7 separate regions of the Mus musculus genome follow, and all the other regions are linked to region 1. Evidence: chromatin loops called from intact Hi-C (ENCODE). Cell type or tissue: left cerebral cortex. All regions are shown on one strand. Region 1 overlaps Mef2c (myocyte enhancer factor 2C). Region 2 has its middle 6.9 kb from the start of Mef2c. Region 3 overlaps Gm33073 (a long non-coding RNA gene). Region 4 has its middle 58 kb from the start of Gm41009. Region 5 overlaps Cetn3 (centrin 3). Region 6 holds the start of Mef2c (myocyte enhancer factor 2C). Region 7 has its middle 16 kb from the start of Cetn3.

Region 1 (4,000 bases):
AATCTTTGCCTATTGTAGTTTATGAAAATATCTAACTCTCAGAACCCAAGAAATTTTGAGAACCAATGTTACATTTTAAACCAAAATAAGTAGTAGAAGCTTTTAAGTGAAAATATAGACATATGAAATGTAAACTTAAGCATATATAAAATCTCATGCTGTATCATTTTCTTGCTCTGAGACTTGTGCATAAGATGAAAAGAATATTGTGGTATCAAGCCCAAAAACAAAGATAGGTAGTAGGTAGGTACAATGATAGAAGATAGATAGATAGATAGATAGATAGATAGATAGATAGATAGATCAATAGATGACAGAGTGTTCTCCAAATCAGCAAAACTTAACAATGAGAACATATATAGCAAAGACTTAGCAGATAGATTTAAATTACCCCACAAACATTTCCTTCTGTTTTGCTTTGTTTTAGAATTCTCTGTTCTGTGCCATGCCTAGGAGTGAAATAGTCCTGTGAACTGATTGTTTATTATATATTCATTTTGTGCATTTAGCTAAAATCAAATAACATGTGACATTTCCTTTAGAAAAGCCTGAGTCTAAGAAATAAAACCTCCCACAGTGATGCTGTGAGTGTGGGTCAGGCAGGGCACACAGTGTCTCTCATCACATTTATCCCATATCCCTTAAAACTGACACATTCCCATGGATCAGCCCCCCCTTTCTCTCTCTCTTCTCTCTCTTTCTCTCTCTCTCTCTCTCTCTCTCTCTCTCTCTCTCTCTCTCTCTCTCTCTCTCTCGCTCTCTCTCTCTCTCGCTCTCACTCTCGTCATGTATGACTCCCTTTTCCTCTAGCAAGTAGGGTTTAAAGTAGATTCCTATTATCTTTTTATCAAAGTATGGGGCACAACAGTAAACAGAGAGACAATGACCTGTGCTGCAAACAAGATAGACAGTCTTCAGGTTTGAGACAAGGAACACCTCACTAAGAGAAACAAAGAATGTCTTTGTTAAGGAGTTGTCTTTGGCATCCCGTGTGCCAAGCTGTTTAAACTGTTGCGTCTATCAGAAGATGCATCTCCTTTTGCTAGAAAGATTTTCACAGTTATAAATATTTACAGACACTAATTAATAAACTCCTTCCCTCCTTCCCCATGCTCTCAGTCTGAGGATGTGGATCTGCTGTTGGTAAGTGGGAAGGACTCGTCCCTTGAAGGGCATGCTCGGGAAGATAACAGAACTACCTCAGTGAAAGGTGCTAGCTGTGATCAAACAGAAAGATTTTAAAACTTACCTCAATAAATGAGGGTACTGATTATGCTTAAACACCATTAATTTCTAGGATCATTGACAGCCTGTGGAAAGCATAGCTGGTTTTTGTAGGCCTTTTTCCTCTGTCCCCACCTTTTACCTAAAGACCATGTTTTAAATATTAAGACTGAACTTACTCTAAAATAGAAACACAAAAATGCATCTTTAGCTATTAAATAGTAAGACACTTATTCTTTCAAAATTTAAAATACCAGGATTTTGAGCGTAAGCATCCTTTACCTCCTGGCTATTAGGAGTTAAATACTGGCATTAGCTACTTTGCCATCCTTTTGCAAGGAAGTCGAAGCAGAAGAAAGTGGTCATAGCGCCACCTGCTGGCCATAACATAGCCTGAATCATATCTATCAGCTCTGCTGTACATAGAACTGATCACAAAACCCACTATGGTTGATTTTAATTTTTTAATTTGCATTTGAATAAAACTGAAACAATAGCAGTACAGTATACATATTTCATCAGTTCTCAACGTAGTCTGTTTTTACCCATAATAAAGCTATGGTACTTGTTACTAGTTCAGTTGCCTAGGAGATACTGATGTAATGGGTTACTATGGCAACAGCTGGTCTCTTGAAGGATTGTAAATGATAGGGTTGGCAGAGTTCATAGAGACACATGTTAAATGATTAATTTCATGAGCTTTGTACCAACTTATTTCTTTATGTGAAAAACTAATAGTGAGACCTAATATTTTTAACTTTTTAAAATCTGCCACCAATAATGTCTTTTTATTTACTTTAAAAGAATCAAAGGATAAATAACTCCCAGTCGGCTCAGTCATTGGCTACCCCGGTGGTTTCCGTAGCAACTCCTACTTTACCAGGACAAGGAATGGGAGGATATCCATCAGCCATTTCAACAACATATGGTACTGGTGAGTAGCTTTGCTATGTGCAAATATTACAGTAAACACTTTAAAAAGCATATTTTAAAAGTTATTTTCTTTGCCCTGTTGGGAGCTCGTGTGGGGCCTGTGTCCAGAATGCATGGTACAAGCACCTCTGTCTTACTCAGTGATCTACAGTGCTCCTTTTTAAGTGATGGGAAGTTTTATTTACTCAAATCGAATTCAATATTTCAAAGAAACTGAGCTACTGTCTCTTTAATGTAGTAGAACACTCACTTTCTTGAAGATTTTTAATGTAAAACCTATTTCTAGATCATAAAATATATAGATCCTTTACACTTTTAAACAAAGCTAGTATAATGTGCTAACATTTCAGGATCTATTACTGTGGATCTAGTGTGACATCCTTACTCAGATGGATAATATTTTTTTTTTCTTTTTAAATTCAAATTATCCGTGGTGTTTTATTTTCTTCTTTTCCTAAATCAAAAAACTTTGATTCAAAGTATGTTTTAGAGGTTGAAACTGTGTGATTTTGCTTACCATTTGACAGTCTAATTGTCTCTCTCTCTCTCTCTCTCCTTGCCGCTCCTTCGCTCCCATCTAGAGTACTCTCTGAGTAGCGCAGATCTGTCATCTCTGTCTGGCTTCAACACTGCCAGTGCGCTCCACCTCGGCTCTGTAACTGGCTGGCAGCAGCAGCACCTACATAACATGCCGCCATCTGCCCTCAGTCAGTTGGGGTAAGCAATAGTTATGTCTTTATTTCATAATCAGAGACTGTATCTTTTACATGATAGAAGTCTGTCTTCAACAATGCGCTTTCATGTCCATTAAAGGGCATAACATTTGATTGCTGGGAAAGCCACTTTCTGATCACATATTTCAAGTAGCTTAAATATTCCTTCCCGTGTTTGTTGGTGAAGGGCGAGTGCTAACAGTTAGGCACATTCTTTATATATAGCCTTTCCTTAATACTCTAGGGTCTGTTTCCTCCTCCTTCTGTCAGTAGTGGAGGTTTGGGTGAGGTTTCTGAAGTTTTTATGGGAAATTGAAAGTATTTATAGTTTTTTTTTTTTTTTTTTTTTTTTTTTTTTTTTTTTTACATTTTTGAGCTGAGGTTCTCATTTAGTACAAACTACATGATTTCCTCTAATATGAGTCTACTGTACATAGAATCAAGTGTTGAATTTCTATTCGGGCGTTAAATGTGTGTAACATATATAATAGCATAGGTTGTCTAGTTATAGCCATTGTGTTAAAATATATGCACAAATACTAATTAGCACATGCAGTACTAATTACTGAATATTGGGCATAAAAATAACTTTTGTTGTTTTCTGGTCAAAGTATGTATCTTTCTGCCCCCTTGTGGTTGCTTTGAGGTATATCTTTGTCATAGATGACTTCTGTCGTTTATCTATAGAGCGGTTTTCAGAAATGCCCTGAATCTACAATTTGCACCCCTTCATATAAGAGTGATACCAGACACCTCACTTTAATTTGAACTAATAATTCCAGAACTCAGCTAATCCTCAAAAGAAAATGGAATATAACTACTTCAAGATAAATTATCATATTTTACCAACATCCTACGTGCTCTCCCCACTTTCAGTTTTCTACTAAGCCACTTTAGTTACCAATTAACTAACTAGTCTTGTATCTGTATGCCTAGGGAGGTAGTGATGCAAACAAGCATCACTAATCATTACTACAACTCGCTGTTCTTGCCCCTTTGTCTCCCCTCTCCCACTGAACATCATTTGGTATGGACAGAACATAGACCAGAGTTCTGAGATACCATTCAGCAGTCAGCACTTGCCACGGCCACCCCATTGACTACTCACTGCCATGGAAAACCTAGCCTTC
Region 2 (4,000 bases), 140 kb before region 1:
TGAGTGATCAGTTAGCCTGTGTTCCCTCAGTTGATGTTTGGCTATATTCACTTCAGAGTCCCATCAGCCTTTTCACTTGTAGGCTATGGAGAAGCTGAACAGCTATGGAGAAGCTGAGACTTTCATTGTCTGCAGAGCACTGAGGCATTTTCATATAGCATCTTAGATTTCAGGTAGTATGCCAAGAATCCTTTCAAACATGAGCAAACGGTAAATTGACATGAGACATAGATATTAGCTCAAATATGGATCAGTCCAATGTTCAAAAGAATGATCATTTTAGCATTATTTTCCATCAGTGAATATGTTGATGTGAACAGAGATCATCTTCATTAAGGGTTAATTACCATAAATGTACCATAAATGGGCAGAATTAATATGAACATTCACATGAGCTAACAATGAAAATTGTAAAGAACAGATACAGCAAAATGAATCCCCTAGCAACCTATTGAAGTCCCAAAGTTTATGCTCAGTCTAAAATCTGATAGCACTGGTTGTTTATTACCCATCTTATGTAGTATTAGTTGTAATTTCATTATTTACATTGTTAACATTTCAGACCAAATCCCTCCTTTGTGAAGTCAGTGAATGAGATAATTTTACCAAATGTGAGGAGGATTATAGTTGGCTAGCAAGTCTCACCTCAGATAACACCTTTTTCTTTTACTTTTATATTGCTTACCATTTATTTTAAAAGCATAATGCTAGTTCTGCATAAGTTTTAAGTACAAGTAAACACAGTATTATATCTCAATTGTTCTCTTTGCAAAAGCATTATGTGGCTGTCTGACACTATCAATCGTGCAGGTTAGGTTTGGGAGACAGTGTTAGTCCTCATGCAGCTTATCCTTTATGAAATGCATTTTTCTCTAGGGTGAATGCTTAGAGGCATTCTCTCTTAAAAAAAAACAAAAACAAAAACAAAAAAAAAAACTACCTAAAAGCTATCAAGGCACCTTCTAGTACAGTCAGTTTCCCTGGCCAAGCCAGCCAAGATGTCCTGGTCAACAGAAAAGATACTGAACCCATCAGAAGACTTAAGCTTCGTTCCAATTTTAGAGATGTGGATCACTTAGGCCTTCTGAGTTTGACCCACCTTCCTTATTTAAAAGCAACAAAAAGGTACATGGACTGGGTATTTCCCAGTATCTTTCTCAGCAGGCAAGACACTAAAATTCAGACTTTAAAACTTTTCACGTTGCTGCCAATGTGATGTAATATACTTCCTTAGAAATGCAGACTATCCTAGAAATCTGCCTGTTATCAACATAACATAATGCAGTTTTAAGCGAATATTTTCCCTTAAAACTATGGCAGAATGACTCCATGTAATAAAAGGCATATTTTTATGCCTACCTCAGAGGTCCCACTACCCACACAGGCCTATTTAGCAGTTAAAATATGGACAATGTGATTGAAGGAATAATTTTTTTTTTTAGTTTTGATTAACTTGGAAGGCCAAGTGTTAGTCTAGCATCTATCCTATTTGTAGGGAACACACATCTTTCTTTGGGTTAGAGGTGTAGAGCCCTGTGGTCTAAACCATTGATGTATCCTCTCTACTACACTTGCTCTCTTTGGTTCAGCACCCTAGACAAGCAAAGAACCTCACAAGATTCTGCATCTCCTGATGGTTATTTTTGCACAATATCCCAACACTGTTTCCAAGTGGTAACAAAAGAAAGTTGTGCAAGAGGAAAGAAAGTCTTCTCATTCGGGTTTGCTGTGAATTTTCCTTAGCATCCTAGTTCTCTTTCTACTTTGTGATCTTTAATATACCATGACCTGCATATACTCACAGAGGTAGCTTACCTTCTGGAGTTAGTGGTTGGCTTTAAGGTTTTAAAAATATTTCTGAGAACCTAGGGGCTTAATTAGAGTTTAAAGCTAATTTGGGGCCATGATTCTTTTCCTATTAGTCTATAAGATTTGTTACAAATCCAGGATGCTATAGGACAGGGAGTTTGGACCTGCCCAAAGACCCTCTTTTTCTTCCTGATTGCAAAGTGCTTATGATGCACCAGGTAGCCAGAAACGCAGACCTCACAGACCTCATGCCAGCACTTTGTGAGCTGTGTGGGTGATGGGTTCCTTTTCCAGACCCCGCCCCTCCCCCCCCCCCCCATGTTTATGGAGATTTCTCAAAGCTCATCTCCAGTTCCTGGGAAGAAATGTTCTTGGGATCCTAAAAAACAGACCCTCCTAGAAACTCCACCAGCGCCACCACCGCGCGTTTCCAAAGCACACCCACTGCCTTTGAGCCCTCCTCCATTCTCTGGAGCCCATCACGCTCCATCTTTATCAGCACACCACCAGTCTCTTTCTCCCAAACCAAGACTCTCCAGCCGAAAGCATGCCGGCACACCCTTTCCTGTCCCGCTGTTGAAGACATCATGCCCAACCCTTGTGAACCCAGGCCCGCTCTGGCAGTTCTGGCCTCCTCCGCCCGTCCCGGGGCTCACTCACGTGGCACACGCAGCGCCCCCCCTTCTACCCTCAACACACACACACACACACACACACACACACACACACACACACACACACACACTAGCAGCCTGGGAGCTCTAGAAACTAGCCGGGGAAAGAGTCCCCACCCCCTCAGCTCCGTCTGCCGGAGAAAAGTGGGTGGGAGGAAGTTGCGACCCACGGAGAAGAGCAGATAGGAGGGGAGAGCCATGTCGGAGGGGAGGACCAGCAGTAATTGGGTGACGTTGCAGCCGTTGTGCCTCTCCAGTCCGCCCAGCCAGCGGGTCAGCTTTCAACACAAATCAGACAGAGGGATTGCTTCTGCCTGCAATCAATAACTCAGTCGAGTGAGCTGCTGAAACCAGAGGCGTCCCTTGTCTGCTCTTTATGGGGCCCTGCGGACTGAATCCCAGCCCCTCTGCTTCACAAACAAAGAAGTGGGTACCAAATGCCAGAGGAAAATTTTAACCCCAAACTTCCATCGCATCCCCTGGTTACGATCTGTTAAAATGAAAAGAGCACGGACCTAGTAAGGTCTCTAGAAGAAAGGGTTAAAGGGAGAAATCTACGCCTTAAATTTCAGGTCTCCTGTGATATGAAATGGAGTAGAACCAGTGTTTCAATAAGCATTTAACAATGGGAAGAGAAGATGTAAAGTCCCATTAAATTTAGCTGTCCCCATAGATGCTTTCGAGTCAGCCGCACACTTATAAGCAAATTACCAATCAAGTCTTATTTGCACTTACTGATAGAAGGGAAGAAGAAGAAAAAATGTATCATACTTTGTAGAGGAGAATTTGGAAGGGGGGTGTTAGATAATTTATTACAGACTTTATTTCGTGAAGAGTAAGGTTAAGAGGTCCTAGGAGATATATCGTGATCCCAACTTAATAATATACATTAAAGCCAAGCAAGAACTGAGAGAAAAGGATGTGTCAGAAAACTTGGGTCTGAGTACCAGACCAAGTTGAGATTAAGGCATGGTGGGCCTGAGCTTGAAGGATATAAGTCCTTCAGTTCCCATAACCCTAAAACAAATACTACCCTGATTCTTCATTTCTCTGACACTGACACAATATAATCAAAAATAAATTATAAGGATGGCAACCCAGATGAGGAGGTTTTCTAAATGACTCCTCATTATGAAAAGTCCTGCTCAGACAATTGGGAAAACTGATATTGGTCCCTGTTCTGCTGAGCCATGGTTGGTCCTTGAGGGGTAGGGTGGGGGTACTAGTCCTACGTTAAAGCCAAGGAAATATTCATGTGTGTACAAAAGCCATGGAAACCTAGTCTGAGACAGAGATTAGAACACAGGAGCGCTTTTCTATGCTCTACACAACTAAAGACTGCTTGGAAAGAAAAGGTTCTGTTACTAAGAGATTCCATATACATTGATGAAGCCACAGCATTAATCCCAAAGTTTGCAAGACAGGGCTTCTTTGTATAGCCCTGGCTGTCCTGGAACTCACTCTGTAGAACAGACTGGCTTTGAACTCAGAAATCGACCTGCCTCTGCCTCCCAAGT
Region 3 (4,000 bases), 580 kb before region 1:
CGAACATAAAGCTTGTTGAAAGAAAAGGAAGGACTCAGTAACGACCTTCTAAATTATGTGGCTTGAAATGAGGTAGGAGTTCACTAATAACAATTTAAATAAAATTCTCTTGATAGATTTTCAAATCAACACTGAAACAAATAATTAATTGGACCTATACAGGACATTCATGCTTACTTGTAAACATTTGCTATTCAAGAGGCAATAATTTAACTTGGAGTAATAAATATATTTTAGAAAAATCTGATTTCTTGTGACTTTAGCAGCCTTAATTTCCCATGGTTTTGTGTATTTCGAATATCCCAGAGTTTAATGAGATCATTCACAGGCTTATTTACTTGCACTTCTGCCTTTCCTTGAGGCGTTTCTAAATGCCCAAATCTATTAATAAGGATGAATAAATAGACACAAATGAGCTTATTTTCAGTCATTTACAATTTAGTCTACTATGGGCTAATCCTGGGTCCCCTATTCACCAACCCCAAACACAAGCCTTCAATTGTACAGGGGAAAGAGGAGGCATCTGGAGTTGACTTCAGTCGAAATATGAATTTAGACATTGAGAGCCATCATCTCCTTGAGAAAACTATCAGGTAAAATGCACTCATTTTCAGCCAAGCTAAATGCTTACGTCCAAGGATTGCACAACCCTGTTAAAGTCAGTAAGTGTCAAAGTCTTGAGCTGTGGACTAGACAACATTGCCCAATAACCACAATTAGGGTTTCCAGGGTCTGCTGTTCCTCTTTTGCAAATCTGAATCCTGCTTCCTATGCTATCTCTCATATGCATTATTCATGCAGATGTTGAAATAGTGACAATTGATGAGGAGAGCTCAGTAGTTTTGTGTGGCACTGAAATCACTGTGCAAACACTATCAGAAATGCATGCTCCAGAAAAATCATCTCATACCCACACTTTAAATGCACTTACTTTGGTGTGTTTTATAATTATACAGAAGAGTATTTTAATTAAGCTTTTGGTTTGTCCACGGCATGAAAGCTATCTTTTTCACCCTCAGTTTCAAGTTCCTTCACTGCCTAACCCTGATTTTACTTTCTTTTTCCTCCACTATCACATCTGCCACTTTTCAGTCAAGCCTGCACTTCTTGTTGCCTTGTGTCTGAGTCCCGCTCACCATTCTCGCTTATGCTTAAGTCTCTCACCCGGAATGTTCTGTCACCTCTCAAGGTATTGAACTTCACTGCCATTGATATTTATGATTAGTTATTTCTAATATCTTCATAAGCTATAGAAGGCAGCAATGCCTTAGGTGCCCAGTACCTGCTCTTACATCTGTGCCTTCCTGAGAAGGCCTACTTCTCCTTGACTTTATTGAAACTGATCTGCACACAGCTAAATGACCACATGAATTATATCTATCTAATCCAGTTTCTGTTTTGCAAATCTTATAAGTAAATTAATAAAAAGTTAGAACTTTTGTTAAAAACATTTAAAAATTTTAAAGATTTTATTATCAGATGGTTAATTAAACCTTTTTCAAGAACAGCAGATATGTCTTTCCTTTGGATAACAAGATTTGGGTCTTTTATCTCAAGTATTGTATACACATCTTGCATCATTCCGTGAATAAAACAAAAGTGGTCTACATATAACCCAAAATCTATGAGCAAAGCAAAATAATCTCCATGTATTTCCTTAAGGTTTAACAACATGAATCTCCAGCTTCCAGAGAAATTGGCTAGTTGACTTACTCATTTATTGCTTATGCCAACTCCCTGGAAATGTCTAAAAAAAGAATTTTAACAGAAGGTTAGTACAGTTTAGAAGGAATTCTAACATTTTCATCCATCCCTTCTATGCAGACCACACTTGTGTCCTGTGTAATCCTTTCCCCTCTTCACAACAGCTGTGACACCTCTTAGCGCCCATTCGTCTAATGCTATTCACAACTAATACTTCCCTTTTAGAGAAGTTTCCTCTTAGAGAAGCACTAGAGGGGGCCCGAGTGCAAATCAACGTGGGGTGCTACCTCAGCCTACCCATCAGCTACCCCCTCCGCACTTGTCAAATCCAACACTCAATCAGACCATCAACCAACCTAAAAGCATAAGCTACTCTATGCAACTGGTTCTAGTTGACACTTTCAGAAAATACAAAGAAATATGTCACGGAAAGAGGATGTACTGCTTTGATTACTCTCGAGCAATAGTCAGGAGTTCATGACATGTAGCAATTTGTAATTTTGCTGAGGCATGAAATTGAATTACATCTGGTGAGCAACCAGTTTTTTGCAAGAATCTCTTAGCTGGAGTGTGCCTAGATGACTGGTCCGCATATCTTCTCACAGTGGTTTATATATTCTTTGCTTGTGGTCAAGTTACTTCATAGTTATTCTCATGACATGTTAAAAAGCTACTTTCTTTGTAAGGAAAAAAATCTCTACAAATGAAGTTAGCTACTAGTTCTGGTGATGAAAGTGAAATAGCCACAAAGTGACTCAAGAAAAAAAGCAAACAAAACAAAACAAAACCCAGTCAAATTAAAGAAAAGCTTTACGGAGGCACTTACATGCTGAGCAAATAGTCACAGACTTTGAACTGGGTTGTCACTTGTGAATATTTGGGGAAAATAAAGCTCTTATCTCCATGAGCATCTAGAGAACACTGTAGCTTTATAATAGTTAGCTTCTTATAACTCTTATCATCTCTAGATCAGCACAGATGTGAATGTCATTTCAAATTTCCTTTTAAGATCAGGAATTTATTTAACTATATTTTGCTAAATGTGATACACAATATCACTACAGAATGTAAACTTCTACTATACAGGATTTGAAATACTAGATCAAGCTATAGGCCATTTATTTTTCATGTGTTTATTTGTATATTGTTTAACGCACTGAAACACAATAAATCTGAAGGAAAAAAAAACACTTCAATTATTTGGATAGTGTATAGTATGGACCTAGGACAAAACAATCCCATAGGGAAGTAGATTTAGTACATTTTTTCAAGTTGACTTAAATATTTTTCTAGGCTGAAAAAGTTTAGCAATAATTTCCAAAGCCTAGAACATTGTGACTATACCATGTCACACAGTGACGAGTGGCATGTCTTGGCCACCTGTCCCCTGTGAAGATCAAGGACCCTTCTTTTAGCTTCTGGCAGCTGTTGTTTTCCATGCCTCTTGTTTTCCTCCTGGTGGTTGTGTGTCCCTCCATCCAGGTCTCCTGGCCTCAAGTTGCTATTTGTGGCACTTGCCCTTGCTATTTTTACATGATGTGGACTGTCTTCTCTTTTCTCACGTAATAAAAATATTGTTCATAATAAAAATTGGAAATCAGATGCTTGACTTCTTGAATACAAACCTTTCTTTTTTTCCCGGTTAATCACCTAAAACACAGGGAGAAATGTAGAAAACAGAAGCAGGCAGAAAACAAGCTCCTTATCTTTTAAAGTTTGCAAAGCACTTTTGAAAATGAGAATCCTTCATATTTTTAAAACCCTCTCCACCCATTAGCCTCAACACTACACACTGATGCTATACTTACACCTCACTCGTTATGTATTTACTTTTTATATAACTAAGCAGCACCCTGTCATAAATGAAATATTCATGCAAAAAACCTGCTCAAAATGCATTTATAAAAAGAACATATAAAAACTACCATCTGCTCCCACTCCTAGCAAGCCCTTAGATACCCAAGCATAAGCCCTCTGATTCTACAAAAGGTAATGGAACCAAGTACCCATGATGTATTCCTAAAAGCCCCAACTTCAGACTTTGGATTAAGATAGATCTAGGAGCCCCACTCATCAAAATTCAAAATGCTTAGATCAACATTGATGGTTTAGACGCTACACATAATGAATGCATGTGCTAGCATATTGTAATGGGTAGTCTTACCCGGTCATATTGTGCTGAAATGAGCTAAAGCTCTTCCGGGAAGTTGTGAAAGCATTTTGTAGTCAATTGATACCACACTACTTTATAATAAGCCTTTCCTTAAAGTAAGTTGTCCAGACATCCAAGCTAACG
Region 4 (4,000 bases), 1.7 Mb before region 1:
CTCTACCTTGTAGATGTAAACTGGTGTGTGCCCCTGTTGAGTCCATCTCACATATACTCCTGCTGTGAGCCAGAGCCTCAATCACAGGTGAGGTCAAGTTCACTTACACAGATGTCTTCTCCTGGTCTTAAGACATATTTGCTAAGATGACATAAGCAATGATGACTTGCACTTTGGTTCTTTAGGACCATTAAGTGCTATTTTACTTCAGAGACTGGGAAAGGACTCAAACTCCTGTATTGATGTAGGCATTGATAACTCATGGGGAAGGGCAGCGGACCTCCTTGTAAGTGGCACTTAGCTGGACTGTGTTATGAGTCACTGATGTTTGGGATGACTGTGACTCCTCAGGAGTCCCTTACATGAGTGCCCTACCTTCCCAACTGTCACCGTGGATGTCACTCCAGCCCTTTCAGAGAGCTGATGAGAAGATGCTAAAGGAATGTGGTGACTCTGGGATGAGGTTGCTTTGTTCACATAAAAAGTGCCATCAGAAAAATGCTTACATTCAGACAGTCCCAGTGCCATCAAGGACATTATACCTTGGAAACCACTACCTGAAACTTGTTACAAATACAAATTCCTTAGTCCTATCTTAGACAAAAAGAACCAAGGGCTTTGGAAATGGACCCAGCCACCTTCTTACAGCTCTCTGGGTGACTGTTCTCATTTCTAGTTTGAGAAGAGATTCTGAAGAAGACGGTTCTTGCCTCGTACCTGCCACGTTCTAGTCATTAAGTTCTGGAAAATTTGCTTAGCAACTCCATGTTTCTGATTTCTACATCCATAAAGTGAAGGATGTTCAACAATGGGCCTCACAGCTCTGACATTCCCAGGGTCTAGGATTCTAATTATCCGGTAAAAGAGAATTCATTAGGGAAAAGTGATGCCTAGACATCTGGCTGCAGGGCTAATCTAATACTGTTCAGCCACACACCACGCCCGCGAGTTTAATGCACACGATCCCTCTCCATCCTCATTAGCTGCAGATCTTCTTTGTAGCAGCTACTATAAAATAAAACGAGCCTGCTAAGTATCTCAAGACTAACTCAGCGTTCAGTAAGTAAAATACATGACTAGGATCTTACTTTTAATTGTTGAAAATGATGCACAGCTTTAATGATATTATGATAATGGAATTTAAAACTATATATCTTTCTTTTGAAGGTTTTCTTTCCTGCACTTATCATAAATGCATAGGAAGTACATCACTAGGCCCGTAAGCATTAATAGTTTGCCATGACTCCCCCTCTACTTTATGTAATTTATGTAAAGCTTAAAGCATGATAAACATAAGAGTCTGATAGCGAAGACTCCTAATACACCAGTGGAGGTTAGTTACTTCAAATGGCTGAAAGGTGTGTATTTCTTATTTCTGAAATTTTTATTATTCTAAAAATTATTTCCAAATATTAATATGATTTCCAATTTATTCAGATGTGTGTTACTATTTGACAAGTTGGCCCTTCCACTGAGGACTGATATATATATATATATATATATATATATATATATATACATACACACACACACATATATATATATATATATATACATTTATTACTATTAAACATCAACATGAGTTGATGAGTGTTTACTTCATAAACCTGGGGTGTAACTCTGCTGCAACAAGATTAGAACCCTGAACCCCGAGAAACACAGAGGCTGATATTGTACATTTTTTGCTATGTTATTCCTGCAGAGAAGATTAACTCTCTTCATGTCATTATTTTACTGATTAGAGCAGTGTTTTTAATATTGTGGGGTATGTTAGTATTTGAAACACACTATTGATAAGGCTATTTTGAGTAATGAAGTAACTGGGCGGATGTTACCATCTGTGAAACAGGAAAACTCACTATCCACATCTGGACCAGATGTGAGTCAACCTTTACCCTGTCTATTCATTGTCTCCTTAACTGAGATGCATACAATACATATGTGGTTGCTTTGTTGAAAAGGCTCTGTGGATATGCTTGCTTTTTTTTTTAAAGCGATAAAACAAACTCCTAGTAATTGTAATTTTTCCATGATATTGTGGAGCAAGAATACAATGATTAACAATATTTCATTGCTTATTTTCTTAGCATATATAAACCAGGACATTATTTTTAAGGACAATTTTGTGAGATGTTAGAGAAAAAAGTGCCATACAAAATAATTGTAGATCACTTTCGACAGTGGGTGATGCTTGGGCGTTTCATAGAAAGTTGTTGTATTCTCTTATTACAACAAATGATTCCAAGCTGGTTTCTTTGGGTTTGAGGTGGGCCCTGAAATTCTTTATATCAAATTCTGTTAAAAATAAGAAAGGAAAACAATAAATGGTCTGGTCTTCTTTTTCAAGTGACATTGTCATTTGTCCAGAAGGGGGCGCTCTCAGCCCGTATGCAGCAAGAGCTCAGAGCAGACAGTCTGATCTGCTGCGAGGAAACTGTCTGAAGGGAAAATATCAACACAAACCATGCGTTTGCCGCTGGAGCACGCTGGACCTCATCTGCTTAAAAAGATGCACGGATATAGTCATCACAGTTCATAATTTAATAAACTGCTAAAAAAACCCACACATTTTCATTTTAGCGACTTTGGTCTCACAACTAAATTCGCATTGCTACAAAGACATTTGAATTTTGCACTAATATGTCATGAGCACGGCACCCACTGCAAATTAATGAGTCTCTGAATAGCACTGTGCATTTGTCATTTGAATTTATGCTAATGTAGTGAGGTCTCCTGGTGATGCTGATAGTCCATAGCAGCCGCTTGAACCAGAGAAGATGTCGGCACATCTCTCTCACTTTATAATGCGATGTCCTCTCTTGGCTTTTCTGTCCTGTCACTTGGGCGGAGATCCTGTAACTGGTTATTGATAGGGCTGCTAATTATCTTTGACTTTACACTATTGGCCTGACCCCCAACACTGGGCAGAGGTAATGGATCAGTGTTGAGAGAATTATGTACATCACACAGTGACAGCCTCGGACCAGGAGGTCAGAAGGAGTTCACTGAGAACCAATGGTATTTGCAAGGGATGTTGATATAGAAACTGTTGACGATTTCCAGAGATATTGTGTAATTTATGTCAATAAGTCAATCTAAGAAAGTCTACTTTTTGCAGATATGATGAACAGCATTTGTTTGTATGTACAAAAATTAGAAGCTCCCTACGCCTTCGTTTTCCTGCTCCTACTGTATTTACATTCAGTCTAAGACAAAGGTCTTAGCACTGCTTCTGGCTATCTGCATCTTCATTATGGTTGTACCCATTTCCCGTTGGTCATGTGTATGTAGTGACACATTTGAGTCTAATGGTAGGATTGCTGGCATATTGGGCATGTTGTAGGAAGGAAAATGAACAAATTACAAGCACTACAGAATGGAACATCAGTTAGTGACAAAAGGTTCTCAGTGTTTTTATCTTTAGCCCCAAGACTTAATTGTGAAATTAATTCCCCCCCCCTTGATTTAGTACTTATATTTGCCTCTCTTCTAGTTACTGAAAATAAAAATGGGCAGTTTACTCTAGTGTATTCAGAAGAATCAGATTTTATGATTACAAATAAAATGAAAAAGCAAATAAAAACTTGAAAGCCCCAAACAAAAGTATGTGTGTTAATTTTGCACCTTTTAAAATTTGTTTTTCGATGGTAGAATGTGTGGTTCGCCCCACTCCAACAGAGACAAACATGCAAACTTTTCTTACTATATTATAACAATTAAAGCACACATATGAGTTTTGATTAAAATATACCATTGTTACCATCCATTCCCAGGTCAAAAATGAAGTGGAGATAAATAAGAGAATTCTTGGATTATCTCCAGTAGAAAAGGCATCCTCTGGCTGATTGGGAGGATCGCTCCTTAAGCGACATCGAGGAGCACGGTATGGAGAACTGAAGGTGACCCGAGATCGTGCAGAGTCCCCAGAATGAAAAGGCTCCTCCTTGAACAATGAACGCTCACAAAGATGAGGAATTTATCTGCCGCATTGCAAGCGGCA
Region 5 (4,000 bases), 1.9 Mb before region 1:
ATGGTATATAGCTCAGCTTTTTAAAACACGATGTTTGTGGCCTATGCTTGTTGCTTGTGCAGACCTGTACATTCCATGTGTATCATGTGCAGTGTAGAGTACGGCCTTGTGTGCCTTCCAACACTGTTGCCTTGAGACAGACTGTCTCATTGAATTGGAAGTTCAGTACTTCTGAACTAGGTTGGCTAGAGAGTGAACTCTGGGGTCACTCCAATCAACACACCTCTGTCACTGGCACCTGCAGCCAGGCCTGTCTTTTTACATGAGTGCTGGGGATTTGAACTCTGGTCCTCAAGATTGCAGGGCGAGGAGCACTCTTACTCACTGAGCTATCTCTGTAGTGCAACCTAAAAAGTTTTGAGATGGAGAGATAGTTGCCTTTGCTCAGACATTTCTGAGATTGAGCTTTTAATTTTTAAAATAGTACTAACACACTCTTAGTGTGCTCGTCTCTGTTACAAAGGATATAAATTGTCTGATGCCTAATGTTGCTATGTGCTGAGGGAAAATACCCAATTTAAGGATTAAAATTACGAGTAAAGATCGAGGGGGAAATTTGTTATGAACACATTTCTTATGTTCAACCCAGTGAGAAAGATAACATTTGATATCTTAAATGTTAACTGTAGTTTTAAATTGGGCAACATTGTAGGTGATTTTTAAGCATTTCAAGTAGGGGTAGATAGAAACTGAGGTGAGAGGATAGACTATCTGAAAGTATTACAGGCCTGAAGCTGGGGCCTCAATATTGAGGCCCTCTGTTCGCTCCTTCCCCATCCCACTTGTGTCTTGCTGCCGCTCCCTCCCGTGCAGTCTGAGTCCGTCCTGTACAGTGTCTCGCCATTTGTTGGCATTGACTGTTTCGGTTTGGGACTTGGTTTCACAGCTCGAGCTTCCTCCTTTTCTATTCGTCTTTACACTACCCTTACATATCTATCTTTCTTGAATTCTTTGACCATGTTGTTAGCTCATAAGCCTTTCCTGGCTTCCTCTGCGTTTGTTGCCCTTTGATGCGGCTGTCTCCACTACCTCCACTTGTTACTGATTACTTCTGCTCAGAGCCTCCCTGCCTGGAGAAGGTGGCAGCTCTGCTCACAGCCCTCAGTCCCAGGTTTTGTCTCCCATCCTTTCCACCAGCTCTTCCCCTGTTTAGTAAGGGATGTCTGACATAAAGACTTCACTAACTAGTGACACAGCTCTCCTTTCCTGGTACTAGTAGCAGTTTTCTGTTTAAACTCAGTCATCTGAAACTAATTGTACCATAGTAGCTAATTATGTATGCTCTGGTGGGAAAGCCGATTGCTTGCTTGTTTGTTGAGAAAGGATCTTAATGTGTATCCTATACTAGTCTCAAACTTATGACAATCCTGTCTCAGTCTCCTGAGTGATAAGATTATAAAATTCCACTGTGTCAACCATGGAGGCCTGAAATTTTTCTGCTTTTTTTCCCTGCTTTTATGCTTTTGTCTAGCCTTTTAATAGTTGTGATATGTCTTTATTCCCTTGGTAACAAATAGTTATCTTTGTATTTAGTGCATCGTTTTATATATTTTTTGTAAATTCTTTTTAATTAGTTGGTCATATAAAACAGCAAAATGCCAATGAAAATAATTTCTATTTATTTTCAAAGTGAAAAACCAGGATGTTTCATAGTCTTAAGTTAGAGGTAAAAATACAGAATAATTGTGCTTTAGTAATCTGCTGTTGTCTTTTAAGATGGAAAACTTCCTTAGAAATCACTGATGACTTCTTTTGTAAGTAGTGCTTTACAATTTGTTTTTCCTTTTTAATCCAAAAGGTGGCAATGAGAGCCTTGGGCTTTGATGTGAAAAAGGCTGATGTGTTGAAGATTCTTAAAGATTATGACAGAGAAGCCACTGGCAAGATCACATTTGAAGATTTTAATGAAGTTGGTATGTACTTAGTCGCCTTTATACCCAGTACTTGTTGGAAAATTACGAGATTTTTGTATGTTTTCAAAAGAAAAAACATATTTCTAGCTATACTGTGAGAATTAGTGTTGGCTTTTGATGATTTCTTGAACGAGGAATTGTTGTCTAGATTTTATGGTTTATTAAAATTAATCACTAAAGGGTAACCAAAAATTATTTCTTGCCAGTAAAATAGAAGATTTAGTATCCTGATGTTTAAGATTATTAGTGAAGACTGCTGTGCGCTGTGACTTTTGTTAGTACAGTGGAGAGAAGAAGGAAGTAGGACATGGTGTCTTGGTGGGAGATGGGGACATGAAGTCCATCTTGTTAAGTTGACAGCTTGTTAGGCTCTGTACTCACTAACCTTAATCTCAGGGACAGTGCTGTGCTGTAAAGTTGAGACAACAGCAACGACACTGTTGTGAGGGATGTCTTTGGCAGGGTAGAAATAGGAGCACTTAGGAAATGCCACCTGAAGATGGTGGCAGCTTACTGTAGTTGGATCTTGGATAGTGATCTTAATGAGTTACTCAGGATGAGTTACTCAGGGTGTATACAGTTAAAGATTTTTCAATAGAAGATTCTGGAAGGCTAGGAATTGGCTACTGTAACTTAATTATATTGCTTACAGTGTTATATAGACATTATATGAATTATTTTGTTAAGTTACTGACCAATGATACCATTTTAGGGGTCATAATCTAAGCATGTAGTTATTTTCATATATTAAAAAATTAAAACTAATACAATTATATGTATATACAAAACCTTTATTTAAATATTAAAGACATAATACAGGAAAGAAAAGAAATGGAATGAGAAGGCAGATCCCCCCCCTTAGGAAACTCATAAGAGCACCACAGTGAAGTTAGCACAGGCTACCTTGGAACCAGATTCCAGGCTTCAGATCTGGGTTCTGACTCTGTAACTTGGTTAGTTTACTTGTCTGTGACTCGTTTTCATCGATGAAATGGGGACCAGTGTAATGTGGTTTCTGGGAGGTATGTGGGTGATGAGCATGTGAAATGTTAAGCACTGTACTGGATAGTAAGAGCTACTAAATGCTGGTGTTGGGATTAAGAGTAGTCCCAGCACTCAGCACAAAGAAGTAACCCAGGCTCTGGAAGTTTGAAGTCCACCTGGTCTGCATGAGGAACCCCAGGCCAGACAGGGCCAATGAGACCCTGTCTCCAAGCAAAACACTCCAAGAGTTTGTGCCAGGCAGAGAAAATAGTGCTTCCTTTGATGCAGAATGCATTTGTATTGTTGGGACATTAAAACATTCTATTCTATAATCTCATTGTTTTATTTTCTGTCTTTAACTTTTGAAGGCTATTTTAAGCATTATTATTCAGAGTTTTGTAAAACATTTTTTCATAAGTACTATTCTAAGTATTGCAGATTTTTATATTTTACTACTTCAGAACAGAGTTTCATATCACCTAAACCTTAGCTTTATGGACCATTTGTTGTTGCCTAAGGACACTGTCCCACAGATATCTGCAGATGTGCCTGGCTTATTGGGCTCTCCCCATGATGAGAAAACAGCCTTAAAGTGCATTCAGTGCAGGCTACCTAGCGTCCATCCGTCACTCGGCTGAGGCCAAGGAGGAGCAGGTGCTTCCGGAATCTCTGCTCTTAAAGGAAGGTCAATAGAAGTGAGAGATTTTCACCTCATCTGTTCTTGGCTTGTATTTCTTACATTTTAAAATCCTATCTAAAATAAAATGTTACAGTGTTTTCATTTTGAGTATTTATCCAGCACTGAAATTTTTGCATTTGGCGGGATGAATGGTAGTTAAGATTACCAAGAAATTGTGGTGAGGGCCTTAGGATGTAAGTGTAGTAACAGGACATTTTGATTCTGTGTGAGAGAGATTGCTGTCTTGGGTCAGAGTTGTTACCTGTAGCCCCGGGACTGAACCGAACTGTGCTCTCTGTGCGTCCCACATTTGTGGACGCTGCTTCTCTGCTACCAAATAGCATAGCAGTTTAGACTGTGAGCTTAGGACCCTGAAAACCTAAAATGTTTCCTATCAGGCCTTTTATAGGAAATCTTTGTCAAG
Region 6 (4,000 bases), 130 kb before region 1:
GGTAAGTAGAAACTTTGTCTATAATTAAGGAGAAGAGCATTATTGAATTCATGTATTGGCTATATCAATTCTGTCATGTAACATAGGCCATTATAGTTCATTATACTAATTTAAAGCACTATGAGAATAAGTTCTCTTGGTCCTTCTTATAGTTTGCTCTGTGAGGATCTTTGTAAACCTTAAAAATAATCTAAATTTTTATTTATATCACCATATCTAGGTATGCCTTAGCATGCAGCATGTCTAAGCTCAGAGCTTGTACCTCTAAACATGCCGTTCTGTTTATATAAACTCATGGTAGTCACACTTGCTATGTGAAAGAGGAGCAAATACAATATAGCATAGATACCATTTTCAAAAGCAGAACAAACAAAAAACCCACCATGTCACAAAGCTTGTGCTCTGTGACAGCTTGTCATGCTTTCCTGTAATAAAATCGCAGTACTAATTAATAGTCTCAGTGGTAAGGAGCCAGAGGTTTGAAGATTGTTCCCATGTAGTTTAACTTGCCTGTAAAAACAACTTTCTGCTTTCAAATGAAGCCTTCCTTCGGAGGGTGCTTAAATGTTGAGTCCACTGCTCTGATAGAAGCTACTAACTTCAAACAGCACAATGAGGCAGGAGGCTTTTTTGAAGCACAATGCCCCTCTGCATTAAAATAGTACTCTGCAGGCCTACTGGAGAGCTTCCCGGGAAATTCAGCCAGTTACTGGGTTAAACATATACTTTCGAAAATATTTTTAATTAGCTAGATATTTCTATGGGCTACTATTGTCTACTCTTGTATCTTCTACATTATAGTACTCTGTGAACTTTCTCTTCCTCTAATCATAGTATTAAAAATTAAATGTTCATATTTTACACAAGCTACAGTACTCCTGGCATGCAATCTTTCACTATTTTGAGAATGCATAGGGTTGACTTGTATATAGTTGATATATTTAATCTTTAGCTTTTTAGGTGTGGTCGTGATATCTAGTACCTTTTTTTTTTTTCTAAGTATCAATTCTTTGTTAACCTATATTTTTACTATGGAAAATTATTCGACAGCTTAAACCTTAACCTAAGAGTTCTTATCAGTGTCTGCTCCTGCTTCCTGTGCAGCTGAAACTCTTCAGGATAAGTGAAGTCACCCGCTATCTATCGGTCAGGGGAGCCTAATGCATTTGGGAAGTTGTTTTTGGTTTACTTGCTAATGACCTGGATAAAGTCCAGTAAGGTGTGGAGGGAAGGAGGGGGCATTCTCCGAGGAAGCTGTCCTCTCAGTAAATTTGTCCAGATTGATTCGAAAGTTAATGGCCCGGGGATAAAGTCGAGATTTCAAAAACTTGTAATTAATTTATTACTAACATTGGAGGATCCTTTCGGCTCACTTTCTAGCCTAGCCCTCCTGACTCTCAAGGCCAAAAGCTTTATACATTCTGGGCGGGCAGGAAGCGCACGCTGGGATCGAGGCTTGCAGACATCCTGGATCGTGGCTTTTACGCGTGAGTAACGGAGGCGCGCGCGGACCGGAGCAAGGATGAAGTGGCTACTGAGAATCTAAAGGGGGCGGGGGGGGGGGGAGTCACTAGAGCAGCTCTTAGGGTCGCGCTCCTATTGGTCAGAAGGAAGATCTCGACTTCAGAAGGACTTTCCTGCTAGCTGGCTTGCAGCCTCCCCGGGGGAGCGAGCGCGCAGGAGCCTAGCGTCCTCTGTAGCGGCGGGGAGAGAGGCAGGGAGCCGCCGCTCCCCGTGTTGTCTTCCCTTTCATGCAATAAAGAATTGTCATTAGGTTTGCGTATGGCATGTGCCATTACCCCACCGTAAAACTAAAATTAGCAAAATGTCAGGAATGGAAAGATTGATTCACCAAGATGCAATTATCATTTAAAAGTGCTTGATTGAGGTACTGATGTTCAGTGATTTATTCTGCATACCATATACATAATTAAAGTAGTGTAGTGGAGTAATTTATCAATCTAGTTGAGACTGGAGGGGTGAGGAGGGAGCTGCAGTATGTTTGTTTTATTAAAATGTTGCGAGGTTCTAGTCCCGCCCCCCTTTTGCAAGAGTGAAACTGATGATTTCCCCAGCTCGGGAGGAGAGGCAACGGTTTGGGCTGGTTGGGATAGAGAAACGGAAAGGAAAAGGCAGCGCCAGGCAAAGGCAAGAATAAAATGAATTGGGGGACAGGGGTAGCACCGGAGCGTACGTGCTGCTTAGAACCCCAGCCCCGTGTGCTCCGTCTTGCTTGCCGCCCCCGCGTCCCCTCCCAGTATCCTTACATTCCCCCCACCCCCCGCTCTTTTACACGACCTATCTAAGGCTATGAGCTGCTCTCCTTTTCCCATTCGTCTCCAGTCACTTCCTTCCTGGACACAGTTTTCTGGACGAGTCTGGTTACTTTTAATCCCACCGGCCACAGACAACCACTTTCTCCTCCTCTTCCACCTCCTCCTTCGCTTCCTCCACCTTCCTCCTCCTCCTCTTTCTCCTCCTCCTCTCTCTCCTCCTCCTCTTTCTCCTCCTCCTCTTCCAGCGGCTTCGGTGCGCGCGCGAATGCGCAAGCCCGCGCGCGCCTCCCCCTTGCCCCCCTCTCGCGCGCGCACACACGCACACTTCGTCTCCAGCTCTCTGCTCGCTCGCCTCGCAGTCACAGACACTTGAGCACACGCGTACACCCAGACATCTTCGGGCTGCTATTGGATTGACTTTGAAGGTTCTGTGTGGGTCGCCGTGCCTGCAGCTTTGAATCAAGTGGAGAAGCACTTCAAGGCTGGACAAAGTAAAGATTATTGTTATTTTTTTTCTTTCTCTTCCTCTCTTTTAAGAAAGGAAAATATTCCAAGGACTAATTTGGTCGTGTCTTCCTTCATGTAAGTACCTCTGACATTTTTCCAAAAGAATAGAAATAGCTTGTGTATTGTCTCTGAAATCTGCACCAATCTCTTCCAGGCACTGGGTCTATCTATCCAACTCCTTTCTGGAAGGCTTAAGTTAAGGCTTGTTGTGCATTCTTTTCTTTAGACTCTACGATTTCCTTGTGTGTGTCTGAAAGTAACTTTTTAGATAGTAGTATCCGTTTGCCATCTGCTATTGAATTCACATCTGACTCTTCCTGTCACATCAGTTTGTTTAAAGTTTCAAGAAGTTAGTTCCTGTCATTAGCATGTTTGATAGGGTGGAGAACGTGGATACTAGTGTATTTTAGGATTTCACAGACTGTTCTGTGACCTTGAAGTCGCTGTCTTAAAATTTAGCTCTTAGTTCACTGTGGAAAGATGTTCCTATGAGTTACCCCAAAGACTGGTTTTCCCTGGGTTTGGATTCTGAGCCACTAGTCCTTGGGATGACTTTAAGCTAAAGCAGGGCTGTCTGCCAGAGGCCACCTTTTGTGCATCCTCTTCCCTCATCAAAGTGCAGGCTTGAAAGAGTTTAATTGGTGGGGACCAGAAGCAGTTGCCCTGGCCATGGTAGTCTGTGCATTGCACAGTTCATGTTTGCATTTCAGCATGTGCACTGTTGTTTAGATCAAGGGAAATATTAAGCTATTTAAAAACAAACAAAACTAAGTCACTTAGCCTGCCTTCTGTTTGGACTTTGGATGAAAGTTACTAAACTAAGTGACAAAGTTGGCCGTAAAGGAAGTCTATAGAGACGGAGCACATTGCTTATTGTATTATTGTGTATTATGCAAGTGTTTGAGTGCAATGCTAATGTGACTTCCTTTCCAGAGCAAGGCTACCAATTCTTAAGGAAATTGTTATGTCTGAGCCATTTTGTACTGTTCTAGATGCTATGGTTATGAACCTTTTCCCTCACATTTTTGAAATGGATGTGATGTGTTCTGTATAAAACATTCAGGATGTAAATGCTGACAGTGTATGTAGAATCAGGCTGTTTGCCAGTTCTTTAACTGGTCCTTGGTGGAGAATTGCTTTAAGACAAAGTGCATTTTACTATCGTTAATGTGATAGTAACTCTAAGGGTAACTGCCTTATGAAATGCTTCGTGACTA
Region 7 (4,000 bases), 1.9 Mb before region 1:
AAGGTAGTAAATCTCCTAAAAACCCAGAGAAAACAGGAAAAAGCAGCTTTTTGCCATTTATACATGTGCAGGTGAATACTTGGAAAGATTAATTCAGTTGTCTGGATCACTTAGCTGGTAAATACTAAAAACGCAGATTTGAATCTAAATCAAGTGTTCTTAACACTAAACTTCTCTGCCAATTCCAAGTACCAAGATGCAAAGTTAGCCTCATTGTTGTGCTATGAAAGCCAGGGGCAGTCTGTCTGTCAGTTTGTTCTAAGGTACCAGGAAACTGACTAGTATTTTCATATTCTGATTGTGATTATCATAACTGTTGAACTTGAGACATATCTGCTAGCTCCTTATGCCTTTTGTTGCTCACTTTAGTAGGCTGAAAATTCATCTTGTAGTTTCTTCCCCTTGCAGAGAATGGCAGTCACAGAGAATTTAAAAGCTGAAGGGATCACTTATTTGCAGTCAACCACAATTGAATACTAGAAAGTAGTTCAGCTCATTATGTATTCTTAATCTGTTCCTATACTGGTCAGACACACACACACACACACACACACACACACACACACTCACACGCACCCCTTTCCCATAACACTTTCTTGGTGTGCTTTTTCTTGAGTAAGAATATGAGGTGCAAATGAGTGAAGAAGAGAAATGGAAACGAAGAAGAATTATATCTAAAACTCCCGAGCAGCCCAGAATTTCTTCTCCTTGTCCATGACCAACTGAAGTGACTCATGTGGCTTCATGTGTGTAGGAAATCACTGGAGGGGGTGGGGCGGGGGGCGGGCAGATCTGATCTCAGCTCCTTCACCAAGTGGCTGTGTGGCATTGAGCAGATCACCTCACTCCTCAAGGTCTTTGTTGCTCTCTGAAGAAGGAGGAGGAGGAGGAGGAAGAGGAGAAGGAGGAGGAGCTGATGGTGATGGTGATGGTGGTGGTGGTGGTGAAGGAGGAGGAAGAGGAGGGAGAGGAGGAGAACTACAAGAGTTCAAATGTAGTGTGCTGCCTGTTTCAGTAGTTCTGTGGGTCTCTCACTCTGAGATAGCTCGCATCAAGGCTGAAGGAGAAGCAGCATTGCCTGCAGTATTCCACTTTACACTCTACAGAAATTGTGGCCTACTAAATTCACATGTTTGCTTTTGCTTCCCCTGTCATGCAGAATGTCCTTCTCTTACAGAAGTTCAAGCCGATCTTTAAAATTCTTAATGATTACAGAAATAATCGGGCCCGCCCCTGCATCCCTAAGTATTTATTATCACAGCACTCATGCATGTGGCACTTAGCATTTATAGCACAAGACAACCCTGTGAGAGACCTTTCAGTGGGCATAGACTATAGTTTAATTGCTGGAGAAGTGGTTTGAAGTATAGTTCTCAACATGGGGTGGAAAAATCACATTGAGAATTACTAATCTAAGTCTGTGCTCCTTTCTTCCTGATCAGATGCATGCTAGCATGCCATACACTGCAGGATGAAGATAATTAGTATATAAATGAATTCAAATACCCATATACTCCATAATGCACAAAATGAAACAGTACCTTGCAGTGGGAGAAGGGACTCAGAAACAGGAGATCATAATTCCCACCTGCAGGGGGCAGCAGCGCCTCGACTGTGAGGGTTCAGAGCCTATGCGCTGGATCTTGCTTCTTTAAGAAAAGCCCCACACTGAAAGTCTTTGTTCTTTGTTCCTGATTTTATAATGTTAGCAACAAAGCCAAGTATTTTAAAAATACCCATTTAAGGTCTTCTTTGGTGGTAGGTGGCCTCTTAGGCTATGATCACTTCTTCAGTCCAACAGTCTTTCGAACGGTGTCTAATTCTCCCTAGGCATCACTAAACCAGCTTTGTGATCCAGAAAACTAACTTGACAGGGTCACCTGTCAATCAAATTATCAGATTGCCTCTCCCTTTCTTCCTCCCTTCCCCCTCCTGTCTCCTTTCCCTTATGAAACCTCATAAGATAAATACATTAAATTACATTACATGCAACACACAAGGGGTGGGGGCGGGGGCGGAGGCAGGGGCGGGAACAACTGCAAAACAAAAAGGATTAGCTGTATTTCCTGGAGGTCTGCTCCTGTTGAGCTTCCCAGTGGGCTCTGAACCAGTGTGGCCCACTTATTTTTGTGTCCTTTGTGTCCTTTCTCTCTGCTTATGCTCCTTTGGCCTCCTTGGGAAAAGTGCCTTCTCAAGTTGTAGGTTCTTCATAATAAACACCTGCCTCCCTTTTCTACTACAGTTTAAAAGCCGTTCCTTCTGGAAACTTCCAACCTCTTACAAACATAGAATAATATTCTCAACCTCTATGTGCTCAACCATCCTCAACAGGCACAGACCAATTGGGTGTATTCTGGAAAGATGATTATATGTTCTTCCCAAGACTTTACAGTCTTAGTATTGTAGTCGTATTACTTTTAGTTTTTGTAGTATAAGATGTTCCTTATGAGACATACTGTATAGCTTGAATAAAATATATAGACAAAGGGTGGACCTTTGTTAACTTACTTTTGTGGGTGTATGCTGGGGATTGAACCCAAGGCTAACCATGTGCTGCACCATTGAACCACACTCCTACCCCAACAACTCTACTATTAATAATAAAAGAGAAAGCGGTAAGCAGGAAGGGATAGAATTATAATAGATAAATGTTAGAGGAGGAAAAGATTTCTCACATTTCCAGGTAAATCTATGGTTCCCATTACTAGAAAACAATTTCAAAATGTGTTTTACATAAGTCTTAGTTAGAAGTAGAAATGCTGTGACTACTTCTGATTAATAGCATCTGACTTCCAATGCCAGTGCACCACAAAGGCAAGGATTTTTGTGTTTGCTTATTTGTTTGTCTATTCCATTACTTTCTTCTTTCTGTAGAAATGTAGCACAGTGCCACTTATTTGAATGCATGATTTGTGCTTTCGTAAACACATACACAGACACATGTGTGCATGAACACACATAAGTATATGCCTCTGGAACTTCCTTTTCTGAGGGATGGACTAGACACAGCTTGGGCAATCTATAACACAAGTTTGTTCAAAGGAGGCAGAAGACCTAAGGGCTTGTGGATTGGAAGGAAGGACTTGATGGTGAGTTCCCTGAGTGTTTTGTTCTAAGGACCCTAGAACGTTTGATGGAGGAGTTGGCTACCAGCAGGCACAATGGAACTCAGTAACAAAACAGAAAATGCACAGAGGAAGCCAGCTTTCTTGAGCCAAGTACACAAAAGAAAACCGTCAAAAAGATAAAATGTCAGGAAACTGACTGTTACAATGCAGAAGGAAACAAACCCTGGCCTCTTCCACACCCATGCCAGAGGGGCTGAATGGCGATGCTTGAACTCCCAGCTGTAGCTCCACTACTTCATAATCTGCCTTCCTTGAGATCACATTTGTGAGATACTTAATTGTGCTCATTTCTTCCCTCCCCCAAAAGGTTTGTGCACTTCAGTTTCGATGTTCTTACACAGTCTAAATGGCTTGCCAATGCAGTTTCTCTAAGTCCCCTGTCAGTTATGTTGAAGGGAGCCTTACTCTCCCCAACAAAGGTAAGTTCTTAGTGAGTCCTTTCTCCACGCTCTTAACATTTCCCACTGCATAAATACTCCTTGGTGTGCTTTCTTCCTTGTCTCACAAAACCAAACAAAAACCAAACTCAACATCTTCATCCGTAAGTAATTCTGGTGGCTTTTGGTTAAGGAATATTGACCATCTGAACTGGCACCAACTTGTATTAGTATGATTTTTTTTTTTTACTCAATTGATTACTATAGTCTATATACTTTTCAATTGATTACTATAGTCTATATACTTTTTTTACTTTCTCTTCTTTGAGTGATGATCTTTTTAAGGCACAGTGCATGCTAGTTCATATAGCAATCCTTATCCCTGTTCTTTTTAATAGTTAAACATGCATGCCATGACATTTGTGAGTATGTTTATCCTGCTCTCTCTTTACAAACAGTTGGCATCTTTGTTTTCAAGCTTCATGGACAGCCTCA

The links. Peaks named below come from ENCODE experiments on the same cell type or tissue, not always from the same donor. Only the 100,000 strongest peaks of a DNase experiment are listed, where the experiment ranks them.
Region 2: a loop joins it to region 1, with 6 times the contacts of the local background. A loop is called at or near these places in 18 of 42 quality-filtered maps.
Region 3: it touches region 1 in a loop (4-fold over the local background); 12 of 42 quality-filtered maps call a loop at or near these places.
Region 4: it touches region 1 in a loop (9-fold over the local background); 27 of 42 quality-filtered maps call a loop at or near these places.
Region 5: a loop joins it to region 1, with 5 times the contacts of the local background. A loop is called at or near these places in 6 of 42 quality-filtered maps.
Region 6: a loop joins it to region 1, with 5 times the contacts of the local background. A loop is called at or near these places in 18 of 42 quality-filtered maps.
Region 7: it touches region 1 in a loop (6-fold over the local background); 7 of 42 quality-filtered maps call a loop at or near these places.

Annotation. Positions count from the first base shown.
Region 1 is chr13:83,653,479-83,657,478 of GRCm38, forward strand. Mef2c (myocyte enhancer factor 2C) reads left to right here. Exons shown (of 11, transcript NM_001347575.1): 8 at 1,120-1,143; 9 at 2,029-2,158; 10 at 2,739-2,874. Gm52044 (a long non-coding RNA gene) reads right to left here. Exons shown (of 3, transcript XR_003950630.1): 3 at 1-4,000. Among named protein-coding and RNA genes, the nearest start is that of Gm52044, 6.8 kb to the right of the region's middle. In left cerebral cortex, CTCF peaks have their summits at 1,615 (motif pointing left), 2,682 and 3,500 (motif pointing left); DNase peaks (open chromatin) are centred at 1,604 and 2,835; H3K27ac peaks cover 3,631 bases.
Region 2 is chr13:83,515,803-83,519,802 of GRCm38, forward strand. It overlaps a transcript of Mef2c not described here. Among named protein-coding and RNA genes, the nearest start is that of Mef2c, 6.9 kb to the right of the region's middle. In left cerebral cortex, no CTCF peak of the experiment used is centred here; DNase peaks (open chromatin) are centred at 2,338 and 2,638; H3K4me3 peaks cover 1,169 bases; H3K27ac peaks cover 2,640 bases.
Region 3 is chr13:83,073,698-83,077,697 of GRCm38, forward strand. All of the region lies in intron 2 of Gm33073 (a long non-coding RNA gene), which reads right to left. Among named protein-coding and RNA genes, the nearest start is that of Gm33073, 45 kb to the right of the region's middle. In left cerebral cortex, a CTCF peak has its summit at 1,953; DNase peaks (open chromatin) are centred at 725, 2,008 and 3,649; H3K27ac peaks cover 3,038 bases.
Region 4 is chr13:81,941,829-81,945,828 of GRCm38, forward strand. No RefSeq gene overlaps it. Among named protein-coding and RNA genes, the nearest start is that of Gm41009, 58 kb to the right of the region's middle. In left cerebral cortex, a CTCF peak has its summit at 2,371 (motif pointing right); DNase peaks (open chromatin) are centred at 326, 820, 2,393, 3,181 and 1 more place; H3K4me3 peaks cover 1,541 bases; H3K27ac peaks cover 1,877 bases.
Region 5 is chr13:81,785,045-81,789,044 of GRCm38, forward strand. It overlaps Cetn3 (centrin 3), which reads left to right. Exons shown (of 5, transcript NM_007684.4): 3 at 1,799-1,913. Among named protein-coding and RNA genes, the nearest start is that of Cetn3, 3.8 kb to the left of the region's middle. In left cerebral cortex, a CTCF peak has its summit at 1,767; DNase peaks (open chromatin) are centred at 868, 1,023, 1,840, 2,310 and 2 more places; H3K4me3 peaks cover 1,171 bases; H3K27ac peaks cover 3,535 bases.
Region 6 is chr13:83,522,223-83,526,222 of GRCm38, forward strand. Mef2c (myocyte enhancer factor 2C) reads left to right here and starts at 2,521. Exons shown (of 11, transcript NM_001347575.1): 1 at 2,521-2,858. In left cerebral cortex, no CTCF peak of the experiment used is centred here; DNase peaks (open chromatin) are centred at 1,566, 2,269 and 2,516; H3K4me3 peaks cover 3,302 bases; H3K27ac peaks cover 4,000 bases.
Region 7 is chr13:81,765,639-81,769,638 of GRCm38, forward strand. No RefSeq gene overlaps it. Among named protein-coding and RNA genes, the nearest start is that of Cetn3, 16 kb to the right of the region's middle. In left cerebral cortex, a CTCF peak has its summit at 1,592 (motif pointing right); DNase peaks (open chromatin) are centred at 1,124 and 1,597.